Regions from separate parts of the Homo sapiens genome. Here region 1 is linked to region 2. Evidence: chromatin contacts called from ENCODE Hi-C data. All regions are on one chromosome and are shown on one strand. Each heading gives the region's core, a stretch centred on a gene start or an enhancer-like site at or near the end of the contact. The rest is flanking DNA. Distances are from core to core; before and after follow the strand shown.

The links. A loop is a pair of places that touch in the nucleus more often than their neighbours do. Pooled maps may share reads with other maps.
Region 1: a loop to region 2 is called in a pooled map, with 2.2 times the contacts of the local background. The contact joins two enhancer-like sites. A Hi-C loop is called at or near these places in 1 of 168 maps with a recorded cell type or tissue (K562) and 3 of 50 pooled maps.

Annotation. Positions count from the first base shown.
Region 1 is chr6:53,042,886-53,045,585 of GRCh38, reverse strand. All of the region lies in intron 1 of CILK1 (ciliogenesis associated kinase 1), which reads left to right. Among named protein-coding and RNA genes, the nearest start is that of CILK1, 18 kb to the left of the region's middle. RefSeq lists an enhancer at 960-1,514. Within about 2 kb of position 1,310, at least 5 of the 41 ENCODE cell types and tissues checked have a DNase peak (open chromatin) inside an H3K27ac peak, as active enhancers do.
Region 2 is chr6:52,723,363-52,726,062 of GRCh38, reverse strand. No RefSeq gene overlaps it. Among named protein-coding and RNA genes, the nearest start is that of GSTA2, 39 kb to the left of the region's middle. RefSeq lists a silencer at 1,408-1,457. Within about 2 kb of position 1,447, at least 17 of the 41 ENCODE cell types and tissues checked have a DNase peak (open chromatin) inside an H3K27ac peak, as active enhancers do.

The DNA.
Region 1 (2,700 bases), core at 61-2,560, 320 kb before region 2:
ACATGTTCAGAACACTTACATTGGCCTATAGTTGGGCAAATTATCTAACACAAAGCCCATTTTATAATAAAGTGTTGAATATCTCATGTATATAATGAATACTGCACTGAAAGTGAAAAACAGAATAGTATGGGTGCTCGAAATACGATTTCTACTAAATGCATGTAGCTTTGGCGCCATTGTACAAAGTCAAAATATCGTAAGTCAAACCATCAAAAGTTGAGGACTGTGTGTATGCTATAGGAAAAAAATAGTTGAAGATAAAGAAGAAAAAGGGGAAAACAAATGCAGAGCCAAAATTGCTTGTGCTGTGGTCCAAATATACTTTTTGGGTTAAGGCACAGCCTGAATCCAATCTATTCCATAATACAGTAATCATGAAGTGGAGGAACCATGGTATATGATAGTGTTCTGTCTTCTCAACAAGTTGTATTAAATAAGTCTGCATTTGTATGTTTTGATCTAAGATAAAACATTTAAGATGCCTGTATCTTTAAAAAATTTCCCTTCTTCTACCATTTTAGGGATAATTGAAATTTTTAATCTATAATAATTTTAAATTTACATAAATTGCAAGAATACCAAAAGAATACCCATAGATCCTATCTTAGTCTGCCTGGGCTACCATACATAACATAGTAACATAGACTGGGTGTCTTAACAGAAATTTATTTTTTTCACAGTTCTGGAGGCTGGAGAGTCCAAGATCAAATGGTTTGGTTTCTGGTGAGGGCTGTCTTCCTGGCTTTTAGATGGCTGCGTTTTTCCTGTGTCGTCATTTGCTAGGGTGTGTGGGGGAGAGGTAAAAGACACTAGCCCTATTGTATCAGACCCCTACCCTTACGACCTCTGTAGCCTAATTACCTTTCCATAGGTCTGTCTCCAGATACAATCTCATTGGAGGTTAGGGCTTTAACATGTGAATTTGGAGGAGGGATATCATTCAGTCCATAGCATACTCTTTACCCAGATTTACCTGTTGTTAACATTTTACCCCATTTGTTTTCCTCGCAATGCACACAAAATTTTTGTTCTACCCACTTGAGAATAAATTGCATACATCATGGCCCTTTACCTGTAAACCCTTCAGAGTATATTTCCCAAGAATGAAACTATATTCTTACTGAATCACAGGACAGTAACTACAACTACAATAACTTTAACACAGATAAATATTTTTATCTAATCTACTGTCCATGGTTTCAGGATGAAACTGCTCCACCTCAGATCATCAGGCATTAGTCTCCTAAGGAGCACGCAACCTAGATCCCTCCCATGGGCAGTTCACAGTAGGGTTCGTGCTTCTGTGAGAATCTAATGCCGCCGCTGCTGATCTGACAGGAGGTGGAGCTCAGGCAGTAATGCTCACTCACCCACTGCTCTCCTCCTGCTGTGTGGCCCAGCTCCTAACAGGCCACAGACTGGTTTACAGCCCTGGGTTTGGGGACCCCTGCTTTATTGCATTTTCTTCTCCAGTACAGAATCCAGTCAAAACCTGTATTTTAAAAAATGGCATCTGGGTTCCTCCATAAACAAAACTCTGCCAACTCTTTCCACAAGTTCCCCCTTTCCCACCCCCTAATTTCAAGCCCTGCCTCTTAGTTTCTGCTTCTTGGAGTGCTAGAACCCCATTTGCCCTACAAAACACCTACTTTTCTCTTTTTTAAGACAATCTTTTATGAAGATTTTTCCTGCCCTCCCTAAGCCCAGATGGAATTAACCCAGCTGGAAACCAAGAGGGCTTTCTCCTTAATTCCCCTCCACATACTTGAAATATCTTAGTTTGTATTCATGAGTGGTACATATCTGCTTCCCCCCTCCCATCCACACCCCCATCCCCTGCCAGGAGACTCTAAGCTCTTTAAAAGAAGGGACCATATTTTATTGGTCTCTATATCCTCAGAGCTTAAAGATAGGATCTGTCACACAGAAGGTGCTTTATAAATATTTATTAGTCATCAATGGAATACATCACCCTAAAGAGCTACTGAAGGAGGTTGTAGGGAGTCTGATCCTGAAGAGTTTCAAGAAGGAAAATGCCCCTCCAACCAGAGGCCTTACAGTGGTTCTAGGGGAAAGGGAATGAGCTGAGGGTGGGTAGAGTGGGGCTTGATCTCTAAAAGCTTGTTTGATTCTGTGATAAAGCATGGTAAAATCAGGCAGGAGTTTTATATGTCTTAAGATTTTTCAAGCTCACACACGGCTTTCAGGAGAACACAGTCTGGATTTATTTATTTATTTTATTTTTTAATATATATATATATATTTTTGAGACCAAGTCTCACTCTGTTACCCAGGCTGGCGTGCAGTGGCGTGATCTCGGCTCACTGCAGCCTGTGCCTCCCGGGTTCAAGCGATTCTCCTGCCCCAGCCTCCCGAGTAGTTGGGACTACAGGCACATGCCACCACACCCAGCTAATTTTTGTGTTTTTAGTAGAGACGGGGTTTCACCATGTTGGCCAGGCTGGTCTCAAATTCCTGACCTTAGGTGATCCACTTGCCTCAGCCTCCCAGAGTGCTGGGATTACAGTCATGAGCCACTGCGCCTGGCCTATTTTTAAATTTTTAATCTTGAACTAATTTTAGACTTACAGAAAACTTGCAAAAATAGTACAGAGTTCCTAGAAACCCTTCACCCCACTTTCCCTAATATTAATATCTTACATAACCATAGAACAATGATCAAAACCAGGAAATTAG
Region 2 (2,700 bases), core at 198-2,697:
ACATTCTGCCAATTAGAGCTGCTTAGATGAGGCAGCTGTGAGTCAGCACAAATTTAATCTGTGTTGACTTTGCTCTGCCTTGCCTCCTACCTTTCTCCAATCTTTACTCACCTTCCCTCTGCACACAGCAGCTGTTTCAATATATTTGTCCTTTGAAACTTTGAATACAGTTGCAACATTCTAAGTCAACAGGGCAGCTAAGTATACCTAGCAGAAAAATTAGACTTTAACCTCAGAAATTGACAAAATCTTCTCAAGGATTATGGTTCCAATAAATACTGTTTAAAGTATTTTATTCATAGTTCTATTCAATAAAAGTTTATAGAGCACCTACTTTGTTCCCTGAATTGTTTTAGGCACAGAGAATGCCAGGAAAGACTAAGTCCTGAATGACAGGAACCAGAAGATCCAGTGAGCGAGGGTCTTAGTCAGAGGGAACAATGAGACAGGGTGTTGGTCAGGAACAAGTTGGGTGTGTTTTAGGTACACTAGTGTTGTGGGAGCAAGGCGAGGAAGTATTGAAAGATGAGGCCAGCATGGGTGTATTAGTTATCAATTGTTATATACCAACTCACCCCGAAGTTTAGGGACTTAAAGCAATAAATATTTATTATCTCACACAATTTCTGAAGGTCAGGAATCTGGGAGCAGCTTAGCCGGGTGGTTCTGAATCAGCATTTCTCAGGACGCTGCAATCAAGTCACTAACAGGCTGTGTCAGCTGAGGGCTTGACTGGGATCTGTTTCCATGATGGCTCACTCACATGGCTGTTGGCAGAGGCCTCAGTTCCTCTCTGAAAGTTGGCAATACATCTCACTTCTTTGGCATGCCTGCTTCTGTGTAGGACTGCTTGAGTGTCCTCAGGACATGGCAGCTAACTTCCCCTGGAGTATGTAAGCAAGAGGGAAACTACAATGTCTTTTATGACCTAGTATTGGAAGTTACACCTCTGATGATAGAGAAGGGCTGAGGACATCGCCTCGGGGGAGATAGCAGTTGGAGAAGAGAAGGCTGGGTGGAGCCAGCGAAGGCGTCTGAAGAGGAGGGGTCAGTGAAGTAGAAGGAAGTCCAAGAAAGTGTGGCATCATGAGGCCAACAGTCCGGCAAGAGGATGGAAGAGTGGACATTGAATTTGGTACCACGGAGGCTACTGCTGACCCGAGGAGAGAAGATGGGGACACAAGCCTGACTGGAGTGGGTTGAGGAGAAAATGGGACGTGAGGTAGAGGAGACAGCAGCTACCGGCAGCCGTTTTGAGAAATTTTGCTCCGAAAAAGGGCATATGGTTGGGACAGTAGACTTTCTCAGTGATCTAAAAGAGGAAGGGAAGGTTGAGTAGGCTGAGCTCAGTTTCATTTGCAATTGTGGAAAGTCACCTAAGAGTGGCTGAGTCTGTGCACTGAACTCTTTACAGCCACCAGGGAGGTCCCTTGGCTCTGGGCAGTGCGCCATCTGGTGCTCAGTCATGGAGTCAGCGTTAGACTGACACAGTAGGTTGGGCAATCCCTTTGCTGGAACAGAGACTTTTTTTCTCATAAATTTTAAATCCAAGTTGGAGTAAATTGCCAAAAGAACAACTAAAAAATGCTGACTGAAAGGCAGAGGTGCAAAGTTCTCCTCACTTCCTTTTAACCCCTTCCAATTTATTCCATTTTGTCTTTCTTATTCCCTCATCCTCTTCACCTTAATCCATGAGTCTCTCTGTATTTCCTTTTCCACTGTCCATTTCTATGACGCAGAATCTAACGATGCAGCTACAAGCCAAGAAACACCAAAGATTGCTGGCAGCCACCAGAAACCAAGAGAGAGGCTGGGAACAGATTCTCCCTTAGAGCTTCCAGAAAGAACCAGCTTTGCTGACCTCTGGATTCTGGACTTCTAGCCTCTAGACATGTGCAAGAATAATTTCTGCTGTCTAAGCCACCTAGTTTGTGGTAATTTGTTAGAGTGGCCACAGGAAAAGAATTCAACTACTTTGCAATAAAAAAAGGAATGAATACATAAAAAAGCACAGATGAATTTTGAAATAATTGTGCTGTGTGAAAGACACCAAACAAACAAAATACCTGCTGTATGCTTCTAATTATATAAACTTCTAGAAAATGCAAACTAACTCATTGTGACAAAAAGCAGATGAGTGGTATGGGGCCAGGCAGAAGAAAGGGATTTCCAAAGGGCATGAGGATGTGAATAAGTTCAGTATCATGATTATGATGATAGTCTCATAGGTGTATATGTGTGTTAAAACTTATCCAATTGAGGCTGGGTGTGGTGGCTCACTCCTGTAATCCTAGCACTTTGGGAAGCCAAAGCAGACGGATCACTTGAGGCCAGGAGTTCAAGACCAGCCTGGCCAACATGGTAAAACCCCATTTCTACTAAAAATACAAAAATTAGCTGGGTGTGGTGGCACACTCCTGTAGTCCCAGCTACTTGGGAGGCTGAGGCATGAGAATCACTTGGACTCAGGAGGTGGAGGTTGTAGTGAGCTGAGGTCACACCACTGCATTCCAGCCTGGAGGCAACAGAGCGAGTCTCGTCTCAAAAACAAAAACAAAACTGAAAAACTTATCCAGTTGTACACTTAACTCTGTACACTTTGTTTTTTTTTTGAGACAGTGTCTCGCTCTTGTCGCCCAGACTGGAGTGCAGTGGCCTGATCTCAGCTCACTGCAACCTCCTTCTCCCAGGTTCAAGTGA